2 separate regions of the Homo sapiens genome follow, and region 2 is linked to region 1. A link is an interaction called in ENCODE POLR2A ChIA-PET data of the cell type or tissue named here. Cell type or tissue: Panc1. All regions are shown on one strand. Each heading gives the region's core, and the rest is flanking DNA. Links, peaks and the distances in the headings are about the cores only.

What was found. Peaks named below come from ENCODE experiments on the same cell type or tissue, not always from the same donor. Only the 100,000 strongest peaks of a DNase experiment are listed, where the experiment ranks them.
Region 2: POLR2A ChIA-PET joins it to region 1 with 5 read pairs; 7 of 35 experiments call an interaction of 5 or more read pairs at or near these places.

Annotation. Positions count from the first base shown.
Region 1 is chr1:26,718,614-26,726,942 of GRCh38, forward strand. All of the region lies in intron 1 of ARID1A (AT-rich interaction domain 1A), which reads left to right. Among named protein-coding and RNA genes, the nearest start is that of ARID1A, 27 kb to the left of the region's middle. RefSeq lists enhancers at 3,296-3,876, 3,877-4,456, 4,487-5,728, 4,516-5,801, 5,617-6,196 and 2 more. In Panc1, for the core only: no CTCF peak of the experiment used is centred there; no DNase peak of the experiment used is centred there; H3K4me3 peaks cover 423 bases; H3K27ac peaks cover 1,127 bases.
Region 2 is chr1:26,518,094-26,526,422 of GRCh38, forward strand. It overlaps the pseudogene DPPA2P2. Among named protein-coding and RNA genes, the nearest start is that of RPS6KA1, 7.5 kb to the right of the region's middle. In Panc1, for the core only: no CTCF peak of the experiment used is centred there; no DNase peak of the experiment used is centred there.

The DNA.
Region 1 (8,329 bases), core at 78-8,077:
TATACGTTAAATCATCTCTAGATTACTTATAATACCTCATACAACGTAGATATTATGTAAGTAGTTGTTATGCTATATTGTTTAGGGAATAATGACAAGAAAAAAAGTGTACACATTCAGTACAGGCACAACCATCGTAGGCCTACTAACTACATTTTTGATCTGAGGCTGGCTGAATCTGTGGATGCAGAACCCATGGATACAAAGGTTTGACTGTACTTTGTTTTTCCTATACATGCATACCTATGATAAAGTTTAATTTATTAGGCATAGTAAGAGATTAACAATAACTAATGATAAAATACAACAGTTATGTGATTGTGGTCTCTCTCTTTCAAAATATCTTATTGTATGTAATGTTTTCAGATTGTGGTTGACCGTGGGTAACTGAAACCTTGGAAAGCAAAATCAAGGATAATGGGGGGTACTCCTGTAGATCCAAAGCATTTCAGTTCAGCATTAATAGGGACAGGAATTGCCAGGCCACTAGAGTTTCACTTTCTCTTCTACATTCCCCTTTCCTTTCCTGCTTTTGGGCATAGGGGAGCATTTGTTTGTTTTGTATACATATCTCTTATCTCTGCCTACCTGAAATTTATATTCTAGTCAAGGATACAGATAGCAAACAAGATAAATAAGTAAAGCATTAGTATGTTACGATACTTGCCCAGGTGAACCAGAAAAATCTGAGACTGAGTATAGGAATTTGGGGAAGCTTGATTTTGGCTGAAAGTGCTGCTCATTTGGGAATCTGAGGTGCATTTCTAGCTTTTCTTTACTGGCCAGGCACTGCCCTCTTCAGACCATTGTTTGGCTAAGGAAAACGAATGTACATCTGAATTCTAGAGACACTCTGTGCTGGAGATGGATTTGCACTATAACAGGCATTTCACATACTTATCGTTTGAACTGTCTCATATTTTTGTTAAACAGTTTTTAATCCCTGTTTAAAGATGATTCTGGTGCCAAGGGATGAAGTGACTTGCTTAAAGTGGTGTGAAACTCTATACTTTTTTTTTTTTTCTTTTTAAAAAGGTACAACTGAGGCCGGGCACAGTGGCTCACGCCTGTAATCCCAGCACTTTGGGAGGCTGAGGCGGGCAGATCACCTGAGGTCAGGAGTTGGAGACCAGCCTGACCAATGTGATGAAAACCCGTCTCTACTAAAAATACAAAAATTAGCCGGGCATGGTGACATGCGCCTGTAATCCCAGCTACTCGGGAGGCTGAGACAGGAGAATTGCTTGAACCCGGGAGGCAGAAGTTGCAATGAGCCGAGATCGCGCCATTACACTCTAGCCTGGGCAACAAAAGTGAAAGTCCGTCTCAAAAAAAAAAAAAAAAAAAGGTACAACTGGGCTGGGCGTGGTGGCTCACACCTGTAATCCCAGCACTTTGGGAGGCTGAGGCAGGTGGATCACGAGGTCAGGTGTTTGAGACCAGCCTGACCAACATGGTGAAACCCCGTTGCTACTAAAAATACAAAAATTAGCCGGGCATGGTGGCATGCACCTGTAATCTCAGCTACTCAGGAGGTTGAGGTAGGAGAATTGCTTGAACCCGAGAGGCATAAGTTGGAGTCAGCCGAGGTCACGCACTGCACTCCAGCCTGGTGACAGAGCGAGGCTCTGTCTCGAAAAAAAAAAAAAAGGTACAACCTTCCAGATTGGCCAACATGATGAAATCCTGTCTTTACCAAAAATAAAAAAATTAGCAGGCCCTGGTGGCACAGGTCTGTAATCCCAACTGCTAGGGTGACTGTGGCAGGAGAATCACATGAAACCGGGAGGTGGAGGTTGCAGTGAGCTGAGATGGCGTCATTGCACTCCAGCATGGGCGACAGAGCAAACAAGACTCCATCTCAAAAAAAAAAAAAAGGTACAACCTTAATTTATTTGATTGTCAGTTAACCTTTGGGCATGTAGCCCAAATGCTCCCAGACTGGATACGAGACTCTCTTAAGATTAAAAATACAGATTCCTGGCTGGGCGCAGTGGCTCATGCCTATAATCCCAGCACTTTGGGAGGCTGAAGCTGGCAGATCACTTGAGCTTAGGAGTTGAAGAACAGCCTGGGAACATGGTGAAACCCCATCTCTACAAAAACTGGCTATGATGGCATGTGCTTATAGTCCCAGCTACTCAGGAGGCTGAGGTGGGAGGATCACCTGAGCCCAGGATAGGAGGTTGAGGCTGCAGTGGGCCATGATTGCACCACTGCACTCCAGCCGGGGTGACAGATTGAGACACCCTGTCTCAAAAGAAAAAAAAAAAAAGATTCCTGGCCCGGCCCCCATCCCAGACCTGCTAATTAAGAATCTGGAGGGTAGAATTGGATTGAGTAGCTGAGGAGGTTGAGGTTCAACCTGGTTGATTGTCTTGACCACTCCCTCAGGAAGTTGGTCTGAGAACTGGGATTGGACCCCAGATGTACTTACTGCCTCTCAGTTTACTGCTCTTTGCACCTGGTTGTACTGCTGCCTTTTGAGATAAAAAGTTGTAAAGAAGGGGACGTTTAATTTTATGAGATGACATTTTGGTTCTTGTTTCATAGTTTTCTTGGGGTCTTACTATTGTTTTGGTCACCCTGGTTTGTTTTTGTTTTTGTTTTTGTTTTGAGACCGAGTCTCACTCTGTCACCCAGGCTGGAGTGCAGTGGTGCGATCTCGGCTCACTGTGACCTCCACCTCCCAGGTTCAAGTGATTCTCCTGCCTCAGCCTCCCAAGTAGCTGGGACTACAGGCGCGTGCCATCACACCCGGCTAATATTTGTATTTTCAGTAGAGACCAGGTTTCACCATATTGGCCAGGCTGGTCTCGAACTCATGATCCGCCCTCCTCGGCCTCCCAAAGTGCTGGGATTACAGGCGTGAGCCACCGCGCCTGGCAACCCTTGGTTTTAAGCAGTACCTGAAAGGATTTTTTCCAGAGAAGTTACTTGGTTTCCTTAGTGGCTTTTGTAATTTGTTTGAAATAGGGAGAAATTGGTTAAGTTTAGTCTTAGGAAAAAGTGATCTTCATCATTTTAGGAAGAGCATTTTCTCTGGAAATGATGATAGCCACCTGTTATGGAAAATGTGGCTAATGAAAGTGCCCTGGATGAAGAGAGAAGGACTTATCATTTGTTGGGATTCATTAGTTTGATGCTGTAGCTGCTTTATTTGAAGGGCCCTTTCTGGTGCCAAAGAAGTGAAGAAGCATCAGTCACTTGGTTGTGGTTTTTCTGGCATGCCTCTTTTTGGTAGACAGCTGTGAGGTGGTTATTATGGTTGTTTCTCATAATCTGATTGAGTTTTGCTACATGATTCAATGACTCTTCCCCTTTTGGTCTCCTTCTTCTAACCTTAGTGAGTTTTCTCTTATCTTCTGGTCTGGAAGGATAGAGATATGGTAGTCTATATATCTCTAAGCCCAGAAGAGAATGAGGCCTTTGTCTTGTTTTACATCACTTTCTAGATGTTCTTGGTTTGACATCTGGTTGCAAGCGCCTTCCTGGAGGTTTGATCAGGCTAGTGCTTCAGGGGATATCATTGGAATGGGCTAAGTCTGCAAAGGGGAATGTGTCTGATCTTCTAGAATGGTTTCTGTAAGCAGAATGGGGTAGATAGAACTTTTCACTGATTTTTGTGGTGGTTTTTTTTGTTTGTTTTCAAGATAGAGCCTTGCTCTGTCACCCAGGCTGGAGTGCAGTGGTGTGATCTCTGCTCACTACAACCTCTGCCTCCCAGGTTCAAGCGATTCTCCTGCCTCAGCCTCCCGAGTAGCTGGGATTACAGGCACGTGCCACCATGCCAGGCTAATTTTGGTATTTTTAGTAGAGACGGGGTTTCACCATGTTGGCCAGCCTGGTCTCAAGCTCCTGACCTCAGGCGATCTGCCGCCTTGGCCACCCAACGTGTTGGGATTACATGCGTGAGTCACTGCGTCTGGCCAATTTTTATTCCACTTGGAAATTTATGGAAGTTTGAAAGAATTTTTAAAAAACAAAACTTTTTTGGGGAGTGGTAGTTGCAAACTAGTTGTTGATTCCTCTCTCACCAAAGGCAGATGGTCAGTTTGTTTAGAACTTGAATGAACTAGAATGAAGGAATTGTGAAGTAGAAAACTGAGTTATGGTTCCTAGGTTATGAATGAAGAGAATCATAGGCTGAGTGGGTTTGATTCCCTGTGACAGGTGTTGGTATAATCTAATGAGATTTTTTTATTTTCCTGTCATCAGCTTGGCTTCAGGAAATCTTTAGTGTTGTCTCTGTTGAGGCCAAATAGGAGGTTAGAAATCTCTTATTGTCCTAGGTCATATAAAAAGTCATGTTTCCCCACTATTTAAAACAAGATGAAGGTAGTCTCCTTATTTTAGGAGGCGGGGTCTAGGAGTAAAACTAAGACAAACATGTTTCTGGACAATTTCTCCTCAATTGGGGGCTAGGGGTTCTTGACTAGTCTTCAAAGAAGGTCTGAAATACTAGGGGATATAGAAAAGACAGGATAAGGGGCGTTAGATACAGTTGTCTGGCTGGGGAGAGAAGGGACAATGAGAATGATTTATGCTGGTCATTTTATGTACCAGGGTACATAGGGTGATTTTTTTGGTGGAAGCCTAGTCTGTCCTAAGATATTACTCCTGAGATCTAAGTGAGCCACGTGCAGCTGGCAGGAAGCTGAAAGCTGTTGGTTGGGAGAGGCCTTAATTTTTACACTTGCCCCTGCCTGGAATGCCCTATCACAGGGGAGGGTCCCATACTGGAACTGGATCAACAGCTGTCGCCTGTCCCTGGAATCACAGGAAGCGGAGGACGGGGTGCCTTTGTATAGGGAGCTCTGAAGCCAGACAATAGTTTGTGCTGGCGGGGCCATGTGGCGAGTCATGTGACCTGGGGCTGTTTTCTGCTGGGGTCCTTACCCATCTGTTCTCTCGGCTCTTTCTGGGTTATCAGGCGCCAGTCCAAGTCCTCCCAGGCAGCCAGCTTCATGGCCAGAGATTACGAGCACTAACCTTCCTGGCAGGGGCGGTGTGGCTTCGAGTTTATGCAGATTAGCCATGTGTTTCTCACTTCAAGGCGTTCCACAGGAAAAGCCTTTTCCTGTGTTTGGCTCTCAGTGGGCGGTTCCCAGCTTACTGTACTGGGACTCAGCAAGCAGCAGGCATGCACCAGAGGGATCACAGTACACTGGCCCCCCTCTCCATTCCACCTCCAATGCTACGTCACCACAACACAACCACTCGCGCTCTCATACTGTTGGTGTCATTCATTCGGTGCCAAGATTGCTTTAAAAAATTCCCTTGGCCCCAGTTCAAACAGGAGTACAGCTGGGATGTGTTAGATTTTAGGCAGTCTGCCCTCAATTTGAGATGAGTTATAAATAGCAGTGCCGACTTCCTTAACTACCGCTCTCTGAGGTAAAATGCAGGTTAATTACTGTGGGAATCAATTAGGGGGGTTCTTTTGGTTAAAGAGCCAGGGATGCATTTTTTTAATTATTATTATTAAAAGTCATATAACAAATCTAGCCAGGAATAAATTGAAAGCACAAGGAGTAATAATACTTAAATGTCCAAAAGCCAAGGTTATAGCTCTAGGTTTACACTAGCCCCAACTAGTTAGCATTTAGGATGATAAAATGAGTAGTGGTCAAGACTTCTCCTCTCTGATGGACACCTTTTTGGCAGCTCCTGGCCCAACCCTCTCTGTTCTTATTCTTGCTGGCCCTTGGCACTGTTGAGTACTAAATTTAGCTCCTTAGGGTTGCCGCCTGGTCACTTCTTTCTATTTCCTTGGATTGGAACTGGAGCTTTCCTCAGTTGGACTTTTATTTAAATAAAATTATGAAGTTTCTCTTTCCTGGTGCCACTGCCACGGGTGGTACATTTTTGTGAATGGTATATCTCTGCTTAGAAGTTTTGAGTTCTTGGCTCTGTCTTCTCTGCTCTCTCCTCGGTCATGGTCAGATGGAGAATTTGCAGCTATTTTAATCTGTGAGTTTCACAAAGTGGTTACTTTGGGTTATAAGACATTCAGCCCAGGTCTACCTTAAAAGTCTAGTCTGTTATTTCAGCCGTTTTTGGGGGTCATTTTGGTTTTCCTTGATGCAATAAGAAGTTGTAAGAGGTTCCAGTAGCCAGCTAGTCTGGAGGGTCTTGTAATTCTATTGGCTTGGAGCAGGGGAACTCCCTATGCAAGGGGTCTGTCTGCTAGCTGTTTGTTCTGAATATATTCGGAAGGACAAGCTGCTAGGCATCCTTGCCTTTGATGCCCCTAAACTGCATCTTTTGATACATTTCATTTGGCAGGCAGTTTATAACATGGCCAGTGATCTGGAAGGAGGTGGTAAGTGGTAGATGGAGATGAGGAGTTTTCTTATGGCTCTTTCCCCCTTTTTTATTTTTATTTTTTATGAATGCAGGAGAGTATATAGCAGGGGGCCCGACTTTGCTGATCAAGGGGCAGCATTTTCCTCTCAATTATGTGTCTCTGTGGCAGAGCCTTTGCTTTTGAAGTGTAATCACAGTAATCTACTCCTGTGGTTTCCCATTGAAAGGATTTCCTCTGTCTTTCCCAGAGTGGAATCTCTGGCTTTTTGCAGCTAGGGTTTGGAGTTTCCATCCCCTGCCTTGTGCCTGCAGACTGCTGATACTGGCTTTTGTATCTTGCATGTAGGGATTTTTCTGGTCTGAAATTGCTACTTTCCAATAAAACTGATTAGTGAATATTTAAGGCCCCTTCTCTGTTACGAGAGATTGGGAGATGGCATTTCATCTGTAACTGCAAATCACAAATATTTCACGATGGTTTTAAATGTCATAAGTGTGAGTTATGTCCCTGCTCACCTCCCCTTCTGATTTGAGCAGATGTCTAACTTTTACATGAGATCAGAATAATCTGATTGTTTGAACTGAATATATATTTAGTTTGCCAAATAAGCTGCATATTCTGTTGATCATAAGCCTTTTGTGATGGGAGGGAGTCAAAAATCTGACGACCAGAAAAAGAAAGCATATTAATTTTATTTTTAGAATAAAAATTTCTTTGATGTACATTTATTTTTGGTCTACAAAGATTTCCTAAAGTTGAGGTGGGACATTCCTTGAACCCTTTATAGCCCCCATGTAAGTAGCTGTACTCAATTGGGAGCGCAGGCCTCCGTGTGAGAGAGGAAAAGGTGACTTGTCCTTAGCCTTTTGTTTTTAAGCAGTGTATATGAGGATGCCCCTGCAGTTCTGAAATTCTCTCTGGTATAAACCTTTTTTTTTTTTTTTTTTTTGAGACAGAGTCCCACTCTGTTGCCCAGGCTGGAGTGCGGTGGCACAATCTCCGCTCGCTGCAGCTTCTGCCTTCTGGGTTTAAGTGGTTCACCTGCCTCAGCCTGCTGAGTAGCTGGGATTAACAGGCGTGCGCCACCACGTCCGGCTAATTTTTGTATTTTAGTAGAGACGGGGTTTCACCATATTGGCCAGGCTGGTCTGGAACTCCTGACCTCAAGTGATTCACCTGCCTCAGTCTTCCAAAATGTTGGGATTTACAGGCATGAGTCACTGCGCCCAGCCTTGGGTTTGTTTTTTTTTGTTTTTTTTTTTTTTTTGAGACAGACTCTTGCTCTGCTGCCCAGGATGGAGTGCAGTGGCTCGATCTCGGCTCGCTTCAGTCTTCGCCTCCCAGGTTCAAGTGATTCTCATACCTCAGCCTCCCGAGTAGCTGGGACTTATAGGCATGTGCCGCCACACCCAGCTAATTTTTGTGTTTTTAGTAGAGATGAGGTTTTGCTATGTTAGGCAGGCTTGTCTCCCAACTCCTGGCCTCAAGTGATCCACCTGCCTTGGCCTCCCAAAGTGCTGGGATTACAGGCGTGAGACACTGCGCCCAGCCAGGTTATTCTTAAAGTGTGCTTGTTCTCCCTTGAATATTCTCATCCTTCTTTCTCATCTTTCACTTCAGTCCAACTTTTTTTCTACCTTCAAAGTCATAACCCCTGTGTTAGGGTTAGATTTAGGCTATGACCCTGGCTTTATGGCTAGATAGTTTGATTTGGGCTTTGTCCCCATAGTGTCTCCTACCCTTTTTTGGAATAGGACAGCATTGCACATTGAACAGTCACTGAGCCCAAGCTCTGTACTTTGGTATTTGGGAGAGCTTTGAAGATAAAACACCTGATCTCTGGCTTCCCAGAAGTTAGTCTTGAGAAATGCAATCAGTTAGTTGGAATAGTTAGCTGCAACTAAGTGTTAAATCTTAGGATGCTAACTGGATTTACAATAGGGCATTTAGAAATGTTAGAGATCAAAGTGTACTGAAGATATGGGAAGTGGCTTCATTTTGAAAGGTCAAGTTTCTGTT
Region 2 (8,329 bases), core at 300-8,299, 200 kb before region 1:
GAAAGGCAAGGCAGCTCTCTGGTGCCTCTTTTTTTTTTTTTTTTTTTTTTTAAGACAGAGTTTCCCTCTTTTTGCCCAGGTGATCCGCCTGCCTTAGCCTCCCAAAGTGCTAGGATTACAGGCGTGAGCCACCGCTCTGGTGCCTCTTTTTTTTTTTAATTTTTTTTAAAATTATACTTTAAATTCTGTGCTACATGTGCAGAACATGCAGTTTTGTTACATAGGTATACACATGCCATGGTGGTTTGCTGCGCCCATCAACCTGTCATCTACATTAGGTATTTCTCCTAATGCTGTCCCTCTCCTAACCCCTCACCCCCTGAACAAACTTTTTTCGAAAGAGCCAGCTAGTAAATATTTTAGGCTTTTCAGGCCATATGGTCTCTGTTGCAACTACTCAACTCTGCTGTTGTGGTGAGAAAGCAGCCATAGACGATACGTAAACGGAGCGTGGCTGTGTTCCAATAAAACTTTATTTATGGATGCTACAATATGAATTTCATATAACTTTCACATGTCATGAAATATTCTTCTTTTGACTTTTAAAATGATTTAAAAATCTAAAACCCATTCTTAGCTTGCAAGCATACAAACACAGTAGGCCAGATTTATCATGTGGGCCAGTTTGTGCGCCTCTATCCTAGAGGGCAGAGACTGTCTTCTCCTCTGCTGTATTCCTAGTGCCTAGAACAGTGCCTGGCATGTAGCTGGTGCTCAGTAACTATTTGTTGGTGATCAGCTGCTCCCTCTTCTGCCCCTTTTAACTCCAATTCCCTTCCCAACTCTTCCTGCTACTGTGTCACCTCTGCTGTCGCCTCCTGTCCTCTCTAATGTCAGCAACCAAAGTTGGCCTCACCCCCAGGCTCCAGGTCAGAGGTACCGCTCTGTGGAGGAGCTCACTGCCTAATTCTCTGCCTTGCTCTCCTTGACCCTCTGCAGTCCTGGACCATCCCACCTGCATGCTTCTGTTCCTCCTCTTCCTCTCTGACCACTCCCTCTCTCTTTTTTTTTTTTTTTTTTTTTGCCGATTGCTGTGACTTTATTTTAAAGGGTTTTCAGACTTACAGAAAGGGGCTTTTCAGATGGGGCTGTGTCACTATCAACCATCTTCACTGTGGAGTCCTAGTCACTATGATTTTTGTTTTGTATATCACAAAGATTCATTCAAATTGTCTCCTCTTCTATTCCTTCATAATAGGTTTACATGGTCCGAAAGTACATCCCTCCTTCTCTAGTACATTTCATTCAAACAGATGGCTGCTACTTCTCTATTGTCATTAATCTTTTCATCATCTTCTTATTCTTCTTAGCACAGTTGGGGCATAACATATTATCTTCTGTGCCTGGGGATGGGAAAATGCAGGCAGGTAACAAGAAGAGAGAAATCATCCTCCTGTGAGTGGTAGGCACTCAAGCCTGACCTGCATGAAACTGCAGGCGTACTCAACCCTTTGTGTCTGCCGAGAGAAGTCTGCCATGGACCACACACCACCTGACACCAGCGGCTTGCATCAAAAAGGCCTCAAGAGAAACAGGAATGGAACTTGAATTCACAGCCTCAGGCTCAACAGCTCTTGCAGCAATTCTTGCCCTTGATGCCAACATGGCTCCCTGCGCTGAAGTTATCACTTCGACTGTATTCGTCTCTTCTGCTCTCTCATTCATCTCATAAGTTTTCTGAAGCCTTGCTCTCTTGGTCACTGCCTTGTGTTTCCTTGAACACCGCTGTAATCTGGTCTCTTGTGACATTTCAGGCATATCTTGCTGTTGTTCAGGGTAAGCAGGCCTATGGACCCTCAGATAAACTTCGATTTTCTTGCCATTAGTACTCAAACTGAGTTGTTGGCACCAGTCCCGCAAAGTGTCCCAACACACCTTATTAATGGGAGGCAAAATGGTCGGCAAGGGAAGAGCTGGTATTTTGCATCTAGCTTTTTGTGGAGCTGTAAATTGTTAATTTGTTTGAAGTAGATGACCTTGATTGTATTTCATAGGTTTCTCCAGTTTGACATCAGAAGTTGAAGAAACACTTGGTTCTGTTTGTTCCATATTTGGGTCATCTTTAACTGGCAGCAATGTCAAAATCACACTTTCCTCATCAGCTACTTCCCCCTCAAAGAAATTCTTCTTGCTGCTATCCAAATTTGAGTCTGACATTTTCAGCAACACCCCTGTCTTGTCCATTCGGTGATACATTTTTTTTAAAATTAGGCCTGGCATGATGGCTCATGCCTGTAATCCCAGCGCTCTGGGAGGCTCAGGCAGGCAGATCACTTGAGTCCAGGAGTTCGAGATCAGCCTGGGAAACATGGTGAGACCCCAGTCTCTGGGACTACAGGCGTGCACCACCACACCTGGCTAATTTTGTATTTTTAGTAGAGACGGGTTTCACCAGGCTTGACCACTCCCTCTTTGGCTTCGTTCTCATTCATCCCCTGACCACAGTCAGGGGAGTCCCTCCAGGCTGAGGCCTCATGTCTTCGCTGCACACAAGTGCAGAACCCACTCAGTGAACCCCAGGCCCCAATCTCTGGCTCTCTCCCTTCTTTGCAGGGGGAAGAATTTGGAGGGAAGGAAGGAAGTCTGTGATTGTCACCTACCATTTATTTTCTTCTTTTTTTTTTTTTTTTTTTTTGAGACAGAGTCTCACTCTGTTGCCCAGGCTGGAGTGCAGTGGTGCAATCTCGGCTGACTGCAAGCTCCACCTCCTGGGTTCACACCATTCTCCTGCCTCAGCCTCCTGAGTAGCTGGGACTACAGGAGCCCGCCACCACGCCCGGCTAATTTTTTGTATTTTTAGTAGAGACAGGGTTTCACCGTGTTAGCCAGGATGGTCTCGATCTCCTGACCTCGTGATCTGTCTGCCTTGGCTTCCCAAAGTGCTGGGATTACAGGCGTGAGCCACCACACCCGGCTGTCACCTACCATTTCTATGGAGCACCTATCGTGTGCCAGGTGCCACACAGGTATTTTATTGCCTGATCTCACTTAATACTCATAGCCACCTCTAGTTTTCTAAGGCACAAACTGAGGCTCAGAGGGGTTAACCGAAATACTCAAAGTCACACAGCTAGGAGGTAGCCAGACCAGGATTAGAGCCCAGGTTGGTGTGGCTCCATTCACAAGTACATTTTGAGGGCCTACAATATATCAAATGTATCCAGAGAAACAGCAGTAAACAGACAAGTCCTGCCTCATGGAGCTTTGTTCTAGTGGGAGAAACAAACAGGTAAATAAACAACAGGATTGCTAGTAAAGAGCATGCCATGAAAAATAAAAAGATAACGTAGGTTATATAGCTGATGGAGAGCTTTTTTTTTCTTTTTCTTCAGACAGTCTCGCTCTGTCACCCAGGCTGGAGTGCAATGTCGCAATCTTGGCTCATTGCAACCTCCGCCTCCTGGGTTCAAGTGATTCTCCTACCTCTGCCTCCCAGGAAGCTGGGATAACAGGCATGCGCGCCACCATGCCTGGCTGATTTTTGTAGTTTTAGTAGAGACAGGGATTCACCATGTTGGCCAGGCTGGTCTCAAACTCCTGATCTCAAGTGATCCGCCCGCCTCAGGCTCCCAAAGTGCTGGGATTATAGGCGTGAGCCACCGCGCCCGGCCAAGGGGAACTATTTTAGGTAAGATAAGAAAAGGAAAGTCCTCTCCGGGAGGTGACATTTGAGCAGAGGTGTGAATGAAGTAAGAGAGTGAACCCTGAGAAATGGAGAAAGAATGTTCCAGGTGGAGGGCATAGCAGGAGCAGAGCCTGACAGGAGCATACCAGGCATGTCCAGTGATCCGCAAAGATACCCGGTGGCAGGAGAGCGGCGAACGAGGGACAGAGTGGTAGGAGAGAGTGCCCGACGGAGTGGGCCGGGGCCTGGGGGGTTCACAGACTTGGCCAAGACTTTGGATTTGTTTGAAGTGTGATGGGGGAGGCGCAGGAGGATTTCAAGCAGAAGGATGACACCATTCCCATTCCTCAGATGAGGGATGAGACAGACAAGAGACTCTGCCCCCTCCATCACTCCATCACTGCTCCATCACTGTCACCCACTGTGTGCACACTGAGCTCTCCTGGACCCCTTTCTGAACTTAGCATAGTGAAGTGATCAAGAGCACTGGCTTTCAGGTCTGAGAGAAGTGGGTTCCCAGCCCAGCTGCAATACTTACTGGCTGTCTGACCATGGGCAATCCTGTCCCTCTCTAAGCCTCAGTTTTCTCATCTGGAAAATGGGACAATAATTTTTGTCTCATGGCATTGTATCATTGGGGTGATTTGATGAGTTCTTACTTGTAAAACACTCAGCTCCAGGCAGGCTACATAGGGCTCTCTCAATAAGCACTCATAGTTTGTTACTATTATTTTTTAATTTTTTTTGAGACAGGAGCTTGCTCTTTTGCCCAGGCTGGAGGGCAATGGCTCAATCATAGCTCACTGCAACCTCAAACTCCTGGGCTCAAGCTATGCTCTGGCCTCAGCCTCCAAGTAGCTAGGTCTATGAATGCGCGCCACCATGCCTGGCTAATGTTTTTATTTTTAGTAGAAATGGTATCTTGCTATGTTGCCCAGGCTGGCCTCAAACTCCTGGGCTCAGGCAATCCTCTTGGCTCAGCCTCCCAAAGTGCTGAGATTACAGGCATGAGCCACCGCACCCCACTTGTGATTATTATTATTTAAAGTTTCAGCTCTGTTCTGGCACTTTGTAATCGCTCATTAAAGGTAACTATCATTGTGATTATTCTCCTCATCCTGTTCCACCTGTTAAAGACACATTAGCCAGGAATACCCTTTACTGAGAGGCCAAGAAAGAATAATGATGACAGACCCTCTCCCCAGGACAGGTCCTTTCCAGAACCTCTGCTCTTGAACATCATAGAAAAACCTCGGCCGGGCGCGGTGGCTCACACCTGTAATCCCAGCACTTTGGGAGGCTGAAGCGGGCAGATCACGAGGTCAGGAGATCGAGACCATCCTGGCTAACATGGTGAAACCCTGTCTCTACTAAAAATACAAAAAATTAGCCGGGTGTGGTGGCAGGTGCCTGTATTCCCAGCTACTTGGGAGGCTGAGGCAGGAGAATAGCTTGAACCTGGGAGGCGGAGGTTGCAGTGAGCCAAGATCGCGCCACTGCCCTCCAGCCTGGTGACAGGGAGAGACTCCGTCTCAAACAAAGAAAAAAAAAAGAAAAAGAAAAACCTCCCAGGCTTCAGAAGAGGGACCCAAAACCCGGCCCTCAGCCCCTGTCAGTTCAGCCCCCTGCTCCTTGCCAGAACTGCCTCTTTGACAGGGCGCAGAGTGGTAGCCTCACTTGTGTCTAGCAAAGCCCTTTCACACTCACAAGTCACTCATTTAACAAACATCTCAAGGCCAGGCGAAACCCCGTCTCTACAAAAATCTTTTAAAAATAAAAAAAAAAAAAAATAGCTGAGTAGTGGTGCATGCCTATAGTCCCAGCTACTTGGGAGGCTGAGGTGGGAGAATTGCTGGAGCCCAGGATGTTGAGGCTGCAGTGAGCCATGATTGCACCACTGGACTCTAGCTTGGGCAACAAAACAAGATCCTGTCTCAAAAAAAAAAAAAAAAAAAGCTAGAATTTATCCATCACTCAGAGTGTAGCATTTCAGAGCATGAGATTAGATTGCCTGGGTCTGAGTTGCAAATTTACCATTGCATAGCTGGGTGATGTTGGACATATCATTCATTTAGTCTTTTTGAGTACCTGTGTGCCAGGCAGTGTGTCAGGTGTCAGGAAGACAATGAAGAGCCAACAAGACCCAACAGCTGCCCTCTCACAGTTTACAGTCTAATTTAAAAGCCAGATGTAGGCCGGGGGCAGTGGCTCACGTCTGTAATCCCAGCACTTTGGGAGGCTGCGGTGGGCAAATCACCTGAGGTCAGGAGTTCGAGACCAGCCTGACCAACATGGAGAGACCCAGTCTCTACTAAAAATACAAAAAATTAGCTGGTGTGTGGTGGGCGCCTGTAATCCCAGCTACTCGGGAGGCTGAGGCAGGAGAATCGCTTGAACCCAGGAGGCAGAGGTTGCAGTGAGCCAAGATTGTGCCATTGCACTCCAGTCTGGGCAACGAGGGTGAAACTCTGTCTCAAAAAAAAAAAAAAGCCAGATGTTAATCAAATAGTCACATAAACAAATGTAAAAAAGTACAACTTTGAGAAGCACTGTCAAGTATTGATTGCTATGGGTATGAGTACTACGGAGGTGAGGGAAAATGTCCTGGAGGAAGTGATGTAGAGCTGAGCTGGCTTGAAGAACAAAGAAGACTGTTTCAAGTACAAGGAGTGGCATGTGCGAAAGCCCTGCGGCAGAACTGAAGGAAAGCCAGTGTGGCTGGAGCCACGAGAGAGGTGGAGCACACTTTTGTGCACTGAAACTTTAGCAGCATCTGTACCTGTGGGCTACAGTTTGTTCTGCACAGCTCTCTGATGAGTGACTGCTATGCCTACTCCAGAGATGGGCAAGCTGACCCCTAGAGAAGCTCTCCAGGTAGAGCCCAGATGTCCTCTGGGCTCCCCTCTTACCAGCATGACCCACTCATGGGAGAGGGGACACAGGAAGTGAAGCTTATTCATAAAAGGTTGAAAGCACAACCAATCAATCAGTCCTTAAGTGAGAGGATGCTCTTGATAGGGAGATTACTTTGAGAGGGAGAAGAAAGAGGGTCAGGGACCCAGGAAGGGAGAAAGCTGAAGGTAGAACCACTCCTGCTTTCCCTCACCTCCTCTACTCCTGCCATCCACCCCACCTCTCTGGCCCATCCCCTGACCCTCATCCTGTGGGTCTCAGTGTCTCTCTTCCTAACTTAAATGTGGCTGACTCCAAGCCAGGTATCTGGCAGCTACGTGCGATCTGTTCCAATTCCTGAGTACAATTACTAGATCTAGCAAACCAAAATACATGATACCCAATTTGAATTTCAGATAAACAACACATACACTTTTAGTCAAAATATGTTCAAGTATAACAGCTCAAACTGGGAGCAGCAAGAGCTGGGGCATCACAACCTGCTTCCAGGTAACTGAACTGGACGATCCCCACACTGATGTGAATAATGGCTGCCAACTCTGGTCCAGGCTGCCGTCTGTTTTGTCCTCACCTTTTCTCATCAGGGAGGTGGAGACTATGTGAACAAAAGAACACACTCTGCGCTGGGCGCAGTGGCTCACACCTGTAATCCTAGCACTTTGGGAGGTCGATGGTGGCAGATCACCTGAGGTCAGAAGTTCAAGACCAGCCTGGTCAACATGGTGAAACCCCGTCTCTACTGAAAATACAAAAAATTAGCTGGACATGGTGGTGGGCACCTGTAATCTCAGCTACTCGAGAGGCTGAGGCAGAAGGAGAATGGCTTGAACCTGGGAGGTAGAGGTTCCAGTGGGCTGAGATGGTACCATTGCACTCCAGCCTGGGCAACAAGAGTGAAACTCTGTCTAAAAAATAAATTAATAACACACTCTGGAGCCAGACTGTCAGGTTGTCTCTCAGCTCTGCCATTTTTCAGTCCTGTGGCTTTTTTTTTTTTTTTGAGTTGGAGTTTCCCTCTTGTTGCCCAGGCTGGAGTGCAATGGCACAGTCTCAGCTCACTAAAACCTCCACCTCCCAGGTTCAAGTGATTCTCCTGCATCAGCCTCCCGAGTTGCTGAGATTACAGACACCCGCCACCACGCCCAGCTACTTTTTTTTTCTTTTTTTTTCTTTTTTTTGTATTTTTAGGGGAGACGGGATTTCACCATGTTGGCCAGGCTGGTCTTGAACTCCTGACCTCAGGTGATCCACCCGCCTTGGCCTCCCAAAGTGCTGGGATTACAGGCGTGAGCCACCGCGCCTGGCTGCAGTCCTGTGGCCTTGGAGGGACCCAAGTAATGGGATGCTTACTTTCTCTGCCCTCAGTTTCCCCATCTGTACACTGGAGAGAATAATAGCACATAACACATAAGATTACAAGGACTACCTTAGTTTATGCAGGTAAAAAATGCATAGAACAGTGCCTGGTCCATAGTAAGTGCTATGTTAGTGTTAGCTGTCATTATTTATTTAGTTACACCACAATGAATGTAAACTCCGTAAAGGCAAATACTTTATTTATTATGTATTTTATTATTTATTTTTTAGCAATGGGGTCTCACTCTGTCGCCCAAGCTGGAATGCAATAGTGTGATCATAGCTCACTAGAGTCTCAAATTCCTGAGCTCAATGGATCATTCTACCTCAGCCTCCTGAGTAGCTAGGATTACAGGTACCCAGCTAAGGACTTTAATTTATTCATTGCTATATTCTCAGCATCTAGTAGAAAGCCTGAGCCACATCCCCTGGTGT